Regions from separate parts of the Homo sapiens genome. Here region 1 is linked to region 2. A link is an interaction called in ENCODE POLR2A ChIA-PET data of the cell type or tissue named here. Cell type or tissue: Panc1. All regions are shown on one strand. Links, peaks and the distances in the headings refer to the core of each region. The heading gives the core; the rest is flanking DNA.

Region 1 (8,335 bases), core at 301-8,300, 94 kb before region 2:
TCTCTCTAGACCAGGACTGGCAAACTCAAACCTACAGGGGCCCAGCAAGCCACATAAAAAAATACATAGGCCAGGTGCAGTGGCTCACGCCTGTAATCCCAACACTTTGAAAGGCTGAGGCAGGAAGATCACTTACAGCCAAAAGTGTGAGACCGGCTTGGGTTACATAGTGAGATCCCATCTCTATTTATTTTTTAAAAATGGAAGAAGAAGAAAAGAAGAAAGAAGGAGGTGGAGAAGGAAAGAAAGAAGAGAGGAGGGAGGAGGAGAAAAAACAATGAATGAAAATAAACACAGGGTCCAGTGGGATGGGGCACACCGCCAGTCCAGTTCCTACACAAGCCTAGACCATCTGATTCTGCAAGACAAAGACATTCTGTAAGCAAATATTCAGTTATAAAATGTTGGCAACTGATTCAATTTTTAAATATTATACAAAACTAAAACCACACCAAGATATCTTTTTTTTACGACCAAAGTCAAAAATCTTAATAATGGCAAGGATGGACAAATAGGCGCTGTCACTGCCAGCAAGGATCCAAGATGGCATCACCTCAGGGAGGACATTTTGACGATGCTATCAAAATTACAAATGTACCTTCACTTCAGCCATTCCCCTTCCAGATATTCCGTGCAGTCTAACATGGGCACAAAGACTTGTGTGACATTTCTAGTAATAGTAAACCATTAGAAAAAATAAATATAACTGACCAAGCTCAGTGGCTCACGCCTATAATCCCAGCACTTTGGAGGCCCAGGTTCACTTGAGGCCAAGAGATCAAGACCAGCCTGGGTGACAGCGCCTCTAAAGATTAGATAGATAGATAGATAGATAGATAGATAGATAGATAGATAGACAGACAGACAGACAGACAGACAAATAAAATGGAAAAATAATCTAAATGACCATCAGTGGTAGACTGGCTAAACAAACTACAGTACTATTCAATTTAATACTACAAAGGCATTAAAATAATGATCAAAGGCCAGGTGCAATGGTGTGTGCCTGTAGTCCCAGCTATTTGGGACGCTGAGGCAGGAGAATCACTTGAACCCAGGAGTTTGAGACAGCCTAGGCAACACAGCCCCCACATCTCAAATAAGTAAATAAATAAATAATTTCAAAAAGGGAATGAAGAAGGTTGTTATATACTGACACGGAACGAGCTCAGAATTTTTTTTTTTTGAGACGGAGTCTCACTCCGTCACCCAGGCTGGAGTGCAGTGGTGCGATCTCGGCTCACTGCAACCTCCGCCTCCCGGATTCAAGCAATTCTTCTGCCTCCTCAGCCTTCCGAGTAGCTGGGATTACAGGTGCCCACCACCATGCCCAGCTAAGTTTGCTATTTGTAGTAGAGACAGTTTCACCATGTTGACCAGGCTGGTCTCAAACTCCTGACCCCAGGTGATCCACCCACCTTGGTCTCCCAAAGTGCTGGGATTATAGGCGTGAGCCACTGCCGGCCAGAATGTACTGTTAAGTGAACAATACATGTACTGTGTAGGGTATATTAATAATAGAATAAAAACAAAAAATCTATGTCTATTTATCTATATAAAGATGCATGGTTTTTTTGATAAATGCTTAAAAATTTCTAGAACAATACAGAAGAACATGGTAAGACTGGCTGCCTGGGGAAGGGTACAGGGTAGCTGACTAGAGAGAGTGGGAGGGAAACTGACTTTGCAATGGCTACACCTCTGTAGCTTTTAAGTATTAAACCATGTGACTCTGACTCAGTACACTTTTTTCTAATCTAAAAATAAAATAGGCCGGGTGCAGTGGCTCATCCTGTAATCCCAGCACTTTGGGAGATAGGCAGATGGCCTGAGCTCAGGAGTTTGAGACCAGCCTGGGCAACATGGTGAAACCCTGTCTCTACTTAAAAAAAGAAAAAAAGTCCAATAAAATTAGCTGGGTATAGTGGTGGGCACCTGTAATCCCAGCTACTTGGGAGGCTGAGGCGGGAGAATTGCTTCAACCCGGGAGGCGGAGGTTGCGGTGAGCCGAGATCGCACCACTTGCACTCCAGCCTGGGTGACAAAGCAAGACTCCGTCTCCAAAATAAATAAAAATAATAATAAAATAATAAAGCTCACCCCGCTGCCCAAACAGCACACAGCTCTGTCTGCAGCCTCTGATCTTGCCATGAGCTTGTAGGTCAGAGAGCAGACACCATTCACCTCCCCCAGGCCTGGCACACAAACGTGCTCCGTCACTAAGCGTGGGCTGATGACTCATTCTCCTGGGCCCTTTCACATGCCCCAGTGCCCAGCACTCCTCCCTCACCTCATGCATTTGTGTTTACCCAAGACACTCGGTCATAGGTTCTAACACAGACCTAGGCCACAGAGCCTGGCTGGCAACCCCACACAGCACGAGCCCAAAAAATTCCAGAAAACAGGACAGAATCCAGTGGAAGGCAATTTCCTAGACACCAAAACAATAAGCAAAAACATGAGTAAGTGCTGAGTGTGTGCCAAGCGCTGTGGCAAAGCCCTCAACGCGAATGACTTGCCTTGCTCCTCCCGACTGTCCTACATCAAGGGCTTCTATCCTCGCCCTCTTGTAGATGAGGACACTGCACCTCAGAGGGTCTTGCAGCCCATAAGGGACAGAGCCAGGATGTGAGTCCAGCAGGCTGACCCCGGAGCCAGCCCTCTTAGCTGGAGTCTGGCAATCTCATCTCGTTGTAGAATCTGAGAGCCACCTCTCAATTGTCTAGATGGCAACCTAGGGAGGAATCCAAATGGCAGGAACCCAGCAGAGACACACCAAGGGTCCCCACTGGCACTGCCAAGCCCACCTGCCTCCTCCCTCCAAGCCTGCTATGGCAGCTGGCACTGCTATGGGAGCGTCCATGAGCAACACACATTGGGGTCTAAGAGCTCTACGTCCAACAAGAGGCAGGAGGCTGGACGTGGCTCCTTCCTTGCAGCCATGGGTCACGCGGATAAAGAAGGGAAGGAAGAAGGGAGGGGCATCAGGAAGGAAGAATTCCCTTTTTCTCTGCAGATGAGGATTCCATTGTTTATCCTCCTTCTGGCTCCAGTGCTCAACATGTACCCTCACTGAAGCCCATTGTGGGCCCTGCCACCACTTATACCCCCAATGAATTAGGAATGCAAAACTCTTGAGATTTTTTAACGTTTCTGGGTTTTTTTTGTTTTTTTTTTTTTTTTTTGAGACAGCGTCACACTCCATCCCATGCTGGAGTGCAGTGACGCGATCATGGCTCACTGCAGCCTCAAACCCCTGGACTCAAGGGATCCTCCCACTTCAGCCTCCCAAGTAACTGAGACCACAAACATGCAATACCATGCCCAGCTAATTTTTTATTTTTCTTGGTAGAGATGGAGTCTCCCTATGTTGCCCAGGCTGGTCTCGAACTCCTGGGCTTAAGAAATCCTCCCACCTCCGCCTCTCAAAATGCTGGGATACAGGCATGAGCCACCATGCCCTGTTGCTCCTATTCCTTTTTGTTTGTTTTTTGTTTTTGTTTTGTTTTGTTTTGAGACAGAGTCTCGCTCTCCCCAGGCTGGAGTGCAATGGCGCAATCTCGGCTCACTGCAAGCTCCGCCTCCCGGGTTCACGCCATTCTCCTGCCTCAGCCTCCTGAGTAGCTGGGACTGCAGGCGCCCACCACCACGCCCGGCTAATTTTTTTGTATTTTTAGTAGAGACGGGGTTTCACCGTGTTAGCCAGGATGGTCTCGATCTCCTGACCTCGTGATCCGCCCGCCTCGGCCTCCCAAAGTGCTGGGATTATAGGCGTGAGCCACCGCGCCCGGCCGCTCCTCTTCTTTATTCACTCGCTCATTTAATCAAGCAGCCAGTATTTACTGAGCACCTACTAGGTGCCAGCCTTTGTGCTAAGCACTGGGATTCTCACAAGACAAACGAGGGCACTGCTCTCACAGAGCCTACATTTTGTAGGTGGGCAAGGTAGGAACAACAACAAAAAAAAAAAAACAAGAAAAAAAAAATATATGCTACTCAGCGGTAGGTGGCTCCTACAGAGTGAATGGTCTGGAAAGATGTCCCAAAGACACAGCTGAGCTGAGACCTGGGAGACAAGAGACAGCAGCTTACGAGCTGTGGGACCCTGGACTAGTTAATTAACCCTGCTAAGCCTCCGTTTCCTGGAAAATAAAACAATGACAGTACCTAGTATTGGACGATGCCATTAAGACAATCCACTTAAAATACCTAAGACAGTGATGCTGGCACCCAAGACACCAACGGAGTTTAACAAAATTCTTACAAGAAAAACTACTGTGTGTCACTAGAACGGAAGCCCCACACTGTCAGGGATTTCTCTCGCACGTGTTGACCACTATATCCCTAATATTAAAACTGCCAGAGACAGAGTAAGTGCTCAGGAAATATTTATGGAGTGAATAAACGGATGAATCAACAGTAGCTATTTTTAGTCTTCATGCTATAAACCTCTGTTAACTTTTCTGTGAGTGTGTAGAGATCTGGATGCCCTTTCAAACAGCCGGCAATTCTCTGAAATATCCAAAAACAAGGCCAAGATTCTTAAGCACTGGTTTTCTGTGGTATCACACACAAAACTGCATTTTTGAGTGCTTCTTTGTTGGTCAGGCTTATCCGATCCCAGTTAGGTGACTTCTCAGGCCCCGGGCAGGAGTCAGTGCCTCTCTCTACTTTCTCTTTGTTTGCTTTAGGAAGGGCCAGGATTCAGAATGAAAACATTACCTGTGGCCGGGTACAGTGTCTCATGCCTATAATCCCAGCAGTTTGGGAGGCCAAGGTGGGTGGATCACCTGAGGCTGGGAGTTCGAGGCCAGCCTGGCCAACATGGTCAAACCCTGTCTCTACTAAAAATACAAAAATAGCTGGGGGTGGTTATGCACGCCTGTAATCCCAGCTACTTGGGAGGCTGAGGCAGGACAATCACTTGAACCTGGGAGGCAGAAGTTGCAGTGAGCCAGGATGGCGCCATTGCACTCCAGCGTGGGCAACAAGAGCCAGACTCTGTCTCAAAAAAAAAAAGAAAGAAAGAAAGAAAAGAAAAAGAAAACATTACTTGTAAAGTGAAAATAAAATACAAATCAACTTGTGAGACTATAAGGCACTGGTTAAGTAAATTAGAGATGTCTATTCAAAGAAATATGCTGTCATTCAAAATGTCATTTGCATATGGCAAAACCCTGTCTCTATTAAAAACACAAAAATTAGCTGGGCGTGGTGGTGTGCACCTGTAGTCCTAGCTACTTGGGAGGCAGAGGCGGAGGCAGGAGAATCACTTGAACTCGGAAGGCGGAGGTTGCAGTGAGCCGAAATCATGCCATTGCAATCCAGCCTGGGCAACAGAGTGAGACTCCGTCTCAAAAAACAACAACAACAACAACAACAACAACAACAACAAACCCACGTTCTACATGGTTCCTAGTCATAAAACAATGTACACGCAGAAACAAACAGGAAGAAAACATCATCTGCTAAAAGGTTTGTGTTCATTGTGATTGTCTTTGAAGGAAAAATAACATAATACCAGCATTTCCTTTATCAGTTTTCTCTGTTCTCTCATTTTTCTTTTTCTTTCTTTTTTTTTTTTTTTAATGAGACTGAGCCTCGCTCTGTCACCCAGGCTAGAGAGCAGTGGCACGATCTCGACTCACTGCAACCTCCGCCTCCCAGGTTCAAGCAATTCTCCTGACTCAGCCTCCCAAGTAGCTGGGATTACAGGCATGTGCCACCATGCCCAGCTAATTTTGGTTTTTTTTTTTCCAGTAGAGACAGGTTTTCACCATGTTGGACAGGCTGGACTCGAACTCCTGACCTCAGGTGATCCACCCACCTCAGCCTCCCAAAGTGCTGGGTTACAGGCACGAGCCACCATGCCCGGCCTGTTCTCTCATTTTTTTTTACATAGATATGTACTCATTTTTCAATTAGAGGAAAACAAAGATTAGACTTTTTCACTGCTCCCCTTATAACATAAACTATTCAAGAAGAGAGTGCCTGGCCAGGCCCTGGAGCCTGGAGCCCCACAGGAGGACAGACCACCCTGACTTGACAATTTAAGCTCAGTGTTCCTGTGACTTGGCTAACCTATATGTCTAAAACTCAATCTCAGATACAGAAAAGGAAGCCAACGCTGGGCGCGGTGGCTCATGCTTGTAATCCCAGCACTTTGGGAGGCCAAGGCAGGTGGATCACCTGAGGTCGGGAGTTCAAGACCAGCCTGACCAACATGGAGAAACCCCGTCTCTACTAAAAATACAAAAAAGTAGCCAGGCCTGGTGGTGCATGCCTGTAATCCCAGCTACGCAGGAGGCTGAGGCAGGAGAATTGCTTGAACCCAGGAGGCGGAGGTTATGGTGAGCTGAGATTGCGCCATTGCACTCTGGCATGGGCAACAAGAACAAAACTCCATCTCGGGAAAAAAAGAAGAATAAATTTCTTAGGTCAGGCATGGTGGCACAGGCCTGTATTCCCAGCACTTTGAGAGGCCAAAAGTGGACAAATCACCTGAGGTCAGGGGTTTGAGACCAGCCTGGCCAACATGGCTAAACCCTGTGTCTACTAAAAATACAAAAAAAATCACTGGGCATGGTGGTGCATGCCTGTAATACTAGCTAGTAGGAAGGCTGAGGCATGAGAATTGCTTGAACCCAGAAGGCAGAGGTTGCAGTGAGCCAAGACCACACCACTGCATTCCATCCTGGGCAACAGAGTGAGACACTGTCTCAATAAATACATAAATAAGCCGGGCATGGTGGCCCATGCCTGTAATCCCAGCACTTTGGGAGGCCGAGGTGGATCACTTGAGATCAGGAGTTTGAGACCAGCCTGTCCAACATGGTGAAACCCCATCCCTACTAAAAAAAAAAAAATACAAAAATTAGCCAGGTATGGTGGCATACACCTGTAACCCCAACTACTCAGGAGGCTGAGGCAGAAGAATTGCTTGAACCCAGGAGCCGGAGGCTGCAGTGAGCCGAGACTGCACCACTGCACTCCAGCCTGGGCAAAAGAGTGAGACTCTGTCTCAAAAAATAAAAAATAAGTAATAAATAAATAAATTTATTGGCTGGGCGTGATGGCTCACGCCTGTAATCCCAGCACTTTGGGAGACCAAGGCAGGCGGATCACAAGGTCAGGAGTTCGAGACCAGCCTGACCAACATGGTAAAACCCCGTCTCCACTAAAAATACAAAAATTAGCTGGCGTGGTGCCACGGGCCTGTAATCCCAGCTACCCAGGAGGCTGAGGCAGGAGAATCGCTTGAACCCAGGAGGCGGAGGTTGCAGGGAGCCAAGAACGCGCCTCTGCACTCCAGCCTGGGTGAAAGAACAAGACTCCATCTCAATTAAAAAAAAAAAAATTTCTTATAATACCATTATACTCCTATCAGAATGGCTGAAACAAAAGGTGACGGACAATACCAAGTGTTGATGAGGACATGGAACAACTGACCAGCTTGGTGGAAGTATAAATTAGTACAATTGCTTTGGAAAATTATCATTTTCTTCTAAAGCTAAACACAAATATACCCTAGGGCCCAGCAAAGCCACATAATACATACTGAATGATGTGTTCAAGAATGTTCATAGCAGCCGGGCGCGGTGGCTCACGCCTGTAATCCCAGCACTTTGGGAGGCCGAGGCGGGCAGGTCACAAGATCAAGACCATCCTGGCTAACAAGGTGAAACCTCGTCTCTATGAAAAATACAAAAAATTAGCCAGGCGTGGTGGTGGGCGCCTGTAGTCCCAGCTACTCTGGAGGCTGAGGCAGGAGAATGGCGTGAACCTGGGAGGCGGAGCTTGCAGTGAGCCGAGATCGTGCCACTGAACTCCAGCCTGGGCGACAGAGCGAGACTCCATCTCAAAGAAAAAAAAAAAAGTTCATAGCTGCACTATTCATGACATTAATTTCAAATAAAAGCTTAATAACACTAAGAGATACTGCACATGCCAAGATGGCAATAAATGAGACGCTTTCTACGTTAGTTTCCTTGGGCTGCCATAATAAAATATCATAGACTGGATGGCTTAAACAACAGAAACTTATTTTCTCACAGTCCTGGAGGCCAGAAATCCAAGAACAAGGTGTCAGCAGGGTTGGTTTCTCCTGAGGCCTCTCTCCTTGGCTTGCAGACAGCCACCTTCCCCCTGTGTCCTCACACGGTCTTTTCTCTGGTGTCTCTGTCTTTTTTTTTTTTTCTTTCTTTCTTTCTTTTTGAGATGGAGTCTCGCTCTGTCGCCCAGGCTGGAGTGCAGGGGCATGATCTTGGCTCACTGCAACCTCCGCTTCCTGGGTTAAAGCAATTCTCCTGCCTCGGCCTTCCTAGTAGCTGAGATT
Region 2 (8,335 bases), core at 153-8,152:
CTGGCGTGGGTCCGAGAGACTCCTGCAAGGGTGTACTCTAGCACTCCACACATTACTTAAGGTTGGTTGAGCTCAGAGGTACAGATATATGTTGGCGACTTACTGAAGGCTGCAAAGCTCATTAAGATCAGGGGTCCAGGGTCTGAGCTCTTCAAAAGATGTTCCACCCTAGGAAGGAAAACGCTCGTTGTTATCATCATTGACGTTTGGTCACTGAGCCTTGGGGTTTATTTTTAGGAAACTCCTAAAAATAATGTGTTTTAGGACACACAGTGAAACTGATCATGTGTCTCCATTCATGGCCTGCTTTCATCATTGGTTTGTGCATGAAGACACTTCTAAAATTATTTATTCATATTATCGATATATAGATGTATTAGCCATTGCTTCTCCCTGTCACGTATAAGACTTGACAAGACTATCATCCCCGAGGTGACCCCCGAAGTGCTATCATTACTCACCGTCCTACCCTCTGGCCCAGCTGCAAAGAATGGGTCTAGCTTAGCTTTCTGATCCTTTCTGCCATCCCAACCCAATCTGCTCTGATTCATCACTTCCTCCCTAAGCATCCTCACCAAAGCCCTTCAGCACCAGTGTCAGCAACAACAGCCAATATGCCCTGGGTCTTCCTTCCTGTGCTCTTTCAAATAACCAGATTATTACTGGACTGCCTATTATATGCCAGGCCCTGTGATTGGCACTGGAATGCAACAATAAGCAAAAACAGACATGGTACCTACCCATCTTCATTTAGCACACAGTCTAGTGGAGGGAGGTGGACATCAGTTAAATAATCACCCCCAAGTACGCAGAAAGATCTTATTGCACAGTATGATAATGGATATGGAGAAAAAGTGCCAGGCACCGCCACCAGGAGTTGGAACTGGTCCAGGAGGGCTTCTCTGAGGAAGGGACCTTGGAGCTGAAACCTGTAGGATGGGGCAACTGGGTAAAGTGGGCAGAGATAGCCTCTGGGCAGAGGGTTGAGCAGTGACACTGGAGAGGAAGCCAGAGGCTCACTTGGGAAAGACCTTGAGATGGATCAGAGGCAGGTGATGGCGGGCATCCATGGGGTCTTACTCTGAGCATTCATGGGATTCAGTTTGGGTGCAATGCAGTCGCGGCCGGCTACAGTTGCAGAACTCACTGGAGGGAGGTGAGAGTGCATGGGAAGACCAGTGAGGAAGCTCCTGCCCGTCTACAGGTGATGGACGATCGGGATAGTGGGGTGGTAGCAAGGTGCAAACAAATGGACTCATGATGTACTTGGAGATTTGGTGATGGAGTGCATGAGGGATAAGGAGCAGAGTGAGGGGTCCCTGACCTCCTGCTCGAGCAAATAGAGCAACAGTAGATCCTCAGGTGATCTTCATAAATTCAAACCATCCTTCCCTCCCTTGCACAGGCAAGAAACAACATTGAAGTATCTACATTGAAGACAGAACTTTGTGTTCCTATTTGTTTTTCTCTATGCTAATTAAAATGCCCTTTGTAATGGCCGGGCATGGTGGCTCACACCTGTAATCCCAGCACTTTGGGAGGCCGAGGCAGGCAGATCACCTGAGGTCAGGAGTTTGAGACCAGCCTGACCAATATGATGAAACCCCGTCTCTACTGAAAATACAAAAATTGGCCGGGCACGGTGGCTCACGCCTGTAATCCCAGCACTTTGGGGGGCTGAGGCGGGTGGATCACCTGAGGTCAGGAGTTCAGGACCAGCCTGGCCAACATGGTGAAACCCCATCTCTACTAAAAATACAAAAAAATTAGCCAGTCGTGGTGGCAGGCGCCTGAAATCCCAGCTACTGGGTGGGTGGGGGGCTGAGGCAGGAGAATTGCTTGAACCCGGAAAGGGGAGGTTGCAGTGAGCCGAGATTGCGCCATTGCACTCCAGCTTGGGGGACAAAAGCAAGAAGCTGTCTCAAAAAAAAAAAAAGTACAAAAATTACCCGGGCATGGTGGCATGTGCCTGTAATCCCAGCTACTCGGGAGGCTGAGACAGGAGAATTGCTTGAACCCGGGAGGCAGAAGTTGCAGTGAGCCCAGATCGTGCCATTGCACTCCAGCCTGGGCGACAAGAAAGAAACTCTGTCTCAAAAATATATACATAAAAACAAAACGAAACACCCTTTGTAAATCAATCCAGAGGAAACTTTTCCTTTTTTTGCCAATGAAATTAATTATGTCGAGAAACCTGAATCTCATCTCTTCTGTCTTCATGTCTGTTACATTCTCAAAAGACACACTATTGCTCAGTGTCAGGGTAGGATAATGAGCTGATCAGAAACAATTTTCATGTCATTTGAAGCTTAATTTCATTAGCAAATAAAAACTGTTTCAAATACCACCATTGGTCCTCTAAAGTTGATTTAGAGATTCAGGTTGAAAATCGATTAAAGTGATTTTTCCTTCATAAAAGTTTATAGCTCTGCAGGCACACACAGACTCCTTAGACTTGCAAAGCCACATCCATATTATTTTCCAGAATGACCGTTACCGAAAAAAAGTGAGTTGCAGAGCAATAAGTAGATATGATCTCGTTTATGTAAAAACAAAACAAAGCAGTGACAAAAGCTAAAACTGAAAATCACTCCAAATTCAGCAGCATTGGCATCACAGTGGAGCTTGCTAAAAATGGGGAATCTCGCCCGGGCGCAGTGGCTCACGCCTGTAAATCCCAGCACTTTGAGAGGCCGAGGCGCGTGGATCATGAGGTCAGGAGATCAAGACCGTCCTGGCTAACACGGTGAAACCCCGTCTCTACTAAAAATACAAAAAATTAGCCGGGCGTGGTGGCGGGTGCCTGCAGTCCCAGCTACTCGGGAGGCTGAGGCAGGAGAATGGCGTGAACCCGGGAGGCGGAGCTTGCGGTGAGCCGAGATCGTGCCCCTGCACTCCAGCCTGGGCGACAGCGAGACTCCATCTCAAAAAAAAAAAAAAAAAAAAGAAATGGGGAATCTCAGATCCTACCCAAGACCCACTGAATCATTTTAACAAAATCAACAGCTGATTCTTCAGCACATTGAAGTCTGACAAGCACTGCTGTTAACAGTTCTTTTTCTTTTCTTTTCTTTTTAAGACAGGTTCTCACTCTGTCACCCAGGCTGGAGATCACAGTCCACCACAGCCTCCTGGGCTCACGCAATCCTCCCGTCTCAGCCTCCCAAGCAGCTGGGACTGTAGGTGCATGCTATCATACCCAGCTAATTTTTTTCTTTCTTTTCTTCCTTTTTATTTTTATTTTTATTTATTTTTTATTTTTTCTAGATACAAGGTCTCACTATATGGCCCAGGCTGGTCTCAAACTCCTGGACTCAAGCAATCCTTCCACCTCAGCCTCCCAAAGGGCTGGGATTATAGGCGTGAGCCACCACACCCAGTCTATATTTATATTTCTACACACACACAAACACTTGTGTGTGTTATATATGTAGATAAATATATTATCTATGTATCTAATATATCTATTATCCTAGACATACATAGATATGTGTATATGAATAGAAATATAAATGCATAGAAAAGTCTGGACTAAACTGCTCACGGTGGTTAATTTTGAGAAGTTTGGATTTCAAGGTGAATGTGGTGGTGAATAGTAAGTGGGAAATTCAAAGGGGGCTTTCACATTTTACCAGATATACCAGATAACCTAGATTTACTGATCTAGGCGCCCGCCACCACGCCTGGCTAATTTTTTTTGTATTTTTCAGTAGAGACGGGGTTTCACCGTGTTTGCCAGGATGGTCTCCATCTCCTAACCTCATGATCTGCCCGCGTCTGCCTCCCAAAGTGCTGGGATTACAGGTGTGAGCCACCGCGCCCGGCCAGACAGAACTGCTTAATGCATTACTTGGGTAATTTAAATTTAAATATTAAGATAGTATAAAGCTGAGGACCTAAAAAACTAATCTTACAAATAACACGGACATCTCAAGTCCCTCCTCTCTTTGACCTACCAATTCCTCCTGGGGGGAGGTGCCCTCAGAATTACTCACACATGTGAGAAATGATGTGCAACCGAGATAATTCACAGGAGCACTGTTTGTAATAGCCCAATATTGAAGACAACTTAAAGGCCCATCATAGCCCGGGCACGGTGGCTCACGCCTGTAATCCCAGCACTTTGGGAGGCCCAGGCAGGCGGATCACTTGAGGTCAGGAGTTTGATACCAGCCTGGCCAACATGGTGAAACCCCGTCTCTACTAAAGACACAAAAAGTAGCTGGGTGTGGTAGCGCGTGCCTGTAATCCCAGCTACTTGGGAGGCTGAGAGAGGAGAATCGCTTGAACCTGGGAGGTGGAGGTTGCAGTGATCCAAGATCGCATCACAGCACTCCAGCCTGGGTGACAGAGAAAGACTGTCTCAAAAACAATAAAGGCCCATCATTTGGGAATTGGTTAAATAGAATAAAGGACATTTACAGCGTAACACTATACAGTCATAGAAAAGAGAGATCAAAGGGCTGGGCGTGGTGGCTCGTGCCTGTAATCCCAGCACTTTGGGACGCTGAGGTGGGAGGATCACCTGAGGTCAGGAGTTTGAGACCAGCCTGGCCAACATGGTGAAACCCTGTCTCTACTAAAAACACAAAAATTAGCCGGGGGTGGTGGCACACATCTGTAATCCCAGCTACTCAGGAGGCTGACTCAGGAGAATCACTTAAACCTGGGAGATGGAGGTTGCAGTGAGCCGAGATCGCGCCACTGCACTCCAGCCTGGGTGACAGAGCGATACTCTTGTTTCAAAAAAAAAAAAAAAAAAAAAACAAGATCAAGCTCTATATGTGTTGAGATGGAACAATGGCCAAGAGCAATGGTTCATGCAAGGACAAAGGGGCTGAGCCATCTGGATGATATGTTGACAATTGTGTAGAAAGGGAGCGGGGAGTGGAATACATATTTATATTTGGTTGTATATGCACAATGTAGCTCTGAGTATCATATTATACAACATAAAGGAGTAGTGGTTGACTATGAGAAGGGGAACAAATGGGTGGCTGTGGGACAGTGGTTAAGAGACTTTTCACCATTTGTTAAACTTGGTGATTATTTGAAGCACTTGGATGCATTACCTATTCAAAATCTTACTAAAACAAGAACAAAACAAACAAACAGAAGCTTCTAGGATTCTTTTATTTCTCTGAGAATCCTTACTCCTGGGAACTACATCTGGAGAACTCATTGTGAGCCCAATAACACAGGGGCTTGGTTTCCCATGAAAAGAAGGCTGCCTTTCAAGGAAGGAGAGGGACATTCTCCATCCTGAGGGGACACCCCCCACACACCCCATGCTTCCTTTATTGCCATTTCGTCCTTTGCTGCTCTCATTTGATGTGGCTCGGCTTTTTTTTTTTTCTTAAAGTTCCCACCAGTTCTCTTTAAAGACAGCACCAAAACTAAAACTAAAAACCAATTTAATTTTACTTTTAAAGCACTCCCCCTTTTTTTTTAATTTTTACAATAATGAAGATCTTATTCTAGGATGAAAATAATGAATAGGAAAGAGCTGTTTATTCTTCCTTCTTCCCACCCCTGAATATTGAAGTAAAACTAAATAACAATGAAAGTGACTAGGAACAGCAGACAAGGGGAAATATGTCAGAATGAGAACATCTCATGTCATCTCCAGGGCTGGGGGAGAAACATCTTTCCTGGTACAAGGTCCCGGTACCGAAGAAATACAATTTTTCAAAAAGTTCTGTAAGTGATACATGCTTGTTACAAAAAATCTCTACCATTTTCAAAGCTTAGAAGGCAGAAACTCCTTGTTAGTTGGTAATTTCTTTATCTCTCTCATGCTTTCCTGATATCTGAATTACGCTTGAGAAAAAGAGGAAAATAAAACAAGACAGAAAATAATGCTTCCTTAGGTAAATACAATCGGCTAAGAAAGGCTTCCAAGAAGAAGCATAATTCACTGAGTCCCAGCTTATTGAGAGAATCCCCAAACAAAGGACTTTTGTGAAGGGATCAGTCTCAGCCACCATAACTTAGCATACAATAGGATGGCTTAATAAAAGAGGTTTCCAAAGGCCAAGATGGTTATCAAAGATCTCCCAAGGAGAGAGGGAGAAGAAGAGACAGAGAGAAAAAGAGAGAGAGAAAGAGGGAAGGAATAACCTTCTGGAATGTTCCCAACTATCTTTCCAGTTAGCATTCATGAATACGTGAAAGGTTTCATATCACTTGGAGTCCCACCCATTTTTCAAAATAGGAAGCTTCCGCTATTTTCTTCTGGATCCGTTATTGGGTCAAGAGAAGTCTCTGCCTCTTGTCCAGGACATTTGGATATTTCTTATTTGTTATTTATTTATGAGATAGGGTCTCACTGTGTCGCCCAGGCTGGAGTGTAGTGGCACAACCATGGCTCACTGCAGCCTCGACCTCCCAGGTTCAAGTGATTCTCCCGTCCCAGCCTCCTGAGTAGCTAGGACGACAGGCACCATTGCACTTGGCTAATTTTAAAATATTTTTTAGAGATAGGGTCTTGCTATGTTGCCCAGCCTGCTCTCAAACTCCTGGCCTCAAGTGATCCTCCCCCACCTTGGCTTCCCAAAGTGCTCGGATTGCAGGTGTAAGCCACCCACTGCACCTGGCCTAGATTTGGAAGTTTATATAATTACTTTTCAATGAATGTTTTAATGAATGTTGCAATGAATGTCTCCTTGTTTACCTTAGATGACTGGGTGAAATAAACAACTCCTCAAATTTTGTTATGTTACTCTGCCATATTATATCACGTATGACATATATTGTTATATTATATTACATATGTATGTCTATACATATGTTTCTGTGTATGTAGATGTTTATACATCCAGCATATTAAATCCATCAAGCTTTTCGACAAAGGTGAAAGGTTGTAGACTTCACAAACTTAAATAATGTAGGTTGTAGAGTCAGAGCAACTTCTGGTTGTCCCAGTGAACTTGGATAAGTGACTTAACCTGGCTGGGCCTCCATGTCCTCCTGGCAAGTAGGGGTGGTAACCGCCCATATGGAGGGGGTTCCACAAGATAAATTTGGAAAGACATAGGCAAGTGGCACAAAGCAACGGTAGCTGTGGTTGTCCCCTCCGGACAGTGGTTATTAAAAAGACTTATAGGTTGGGCGCGGTGGCTCCTGCCTATAATCCCAGCACTTTGGGAGGCCAAAGCAGGCAGATCACTTGAGGTCAGGAGATCCAGATCAGCCCAGCCAACATGGTGAAACCCCGTCTCTACTAGAAATACAAAAATTACTGAGTATGGTGGCGCAAGCCTGTAGTCCCAACCTACTCAGGAGGCTGAGGCATGAGAATCACTTGAACCTGGGAGGCAGAGGTTGCAGTGGGCCAAGATGGCGCCACTGTACTCCACCCTGGCAACAGAGTGAGACCTTGTTTCAAAAAAAAAAAAAAAAAAAAAAAAGAAGATGTATGTTCCCGGCTTTAGGAGACTACCTTGGGGGCTGTGCAAACACAGGCTACTCTATTCAAATTCTGGATTTCTTTAAAAAACAAAACCACAAACACCAAAATACTCTGATAGTGCTTCAAAACCTCAAACTGGCCAGTGTGTGGCTCATGCCTGTAATCTAGCACTCGTGTGTGGCTCATGCCTGTAATCTAGCACTCTGGGAGGCTGAGGCAGGTGGATTGCTTGAGCCCAGAAGTTTGAGACCAGCCTGGGCCACATGGTGAAACCCCATCTCTACAAAAATGATAAAAGTTAGCCAGGCGTGGTGACTGTGGGCCTGTAGTCCCAGCTACTCAGGAGGCTGAGGTGGATCACCAGAGCCCAGGAGGTCAAGGCTGCAGTAAGCCGAGATCATGAGATCATGCCACTGCACACCAGCTTGGGTGACAGAATGAGACCCTGTCTCAAAAAAAAAAAAAAAAAAAAGCCCTGAAATTCAGTGGTCTCAAAATTTAGAGTATATTCAGCTATTCAGCAAAAAAGAGAAAAGAATAAAATTCTTACTTGAGGCCGGGCATGGTGGCTCACGCCTGTAATCCCAACACTTTGGGAGGCCGAGGTAGGTGGATCACTTGAGGTCAGGAATTCGAGACTAGCCTGACCAACATTGTAAAACCCCATATCTACTAAAACTACAAACTTAGCCAGGAATGGTGGCACATGCCTGTAATCCCAGCTACTTGGGAGGCTGAGGCAGGAGAATCGCTTGAACCCAGGAGGCAGAGGTTGCAGTGAGCTGAGATAGCGCCACTGCACTACAGCCTGGGTGACAGAGTGTGTGAAACTCCATCTCAAAAAAAAAAAAAAAAAGATTATGGTGAGCATTGCAATGACTGTGCGCACACTAAAGACCACTGAATTGGTCACTTTCGATAGGT

What was found. Peaks named below come from ENCODE experiments on the same cell type or tissue, not always from the same donor. Only the 100,000 strongest peaks of a DNase experiment are listed, where the experiment ranks them.
Region 1: POLR2A ChIA-PET joins it to region 2 with 28 read pairs; 3 of 35 experiments call an interaction of 5 or more read pairs at or near these places.

What each region holds. Positions count from the first base shown.
Region 1 is chr20:51,748,095-51,756,429 of GRCh38, forward strand. The region is part of intron 1 of ATP9A (ATPase phospholipid transporting 9A (putative)); the gene reads right to left. Among named protein-coding and RNA genes, the nearest start is that of ATP9A, 16 kb to the right of the region's middle. RefSeq lists enhancers at 1,755-2,365, 2,113-2,162. In Panc1, for the core only: no CTCF peak of the experiment used is centred there; DNase peaks (open chromatin) are centred at 1,737, 2,327 and 4,387; H3K4me3 peaks cover 1,445 bases; H3K27ac peaks cover 4,039 bases.
Region 2 is chr20:51,842,582-51,850,916 of GRCh38, forward strand. LINC01429 (long intergenic non-protein coding RNA 1429) reads right to left here. Exons shown (of 3, transcript NR_110016.1): 2 at 104-168. Among named protein-coding and RNA genes, the nearest start is that of LINC01429, 16 kb to the right of the region's middle. RefSeq lists an enhancer at 3,898-4,398. In Panc1, for the core only: no CTCF peak of the experiment used is centred there; no DNase peak of the experiment used is centred there.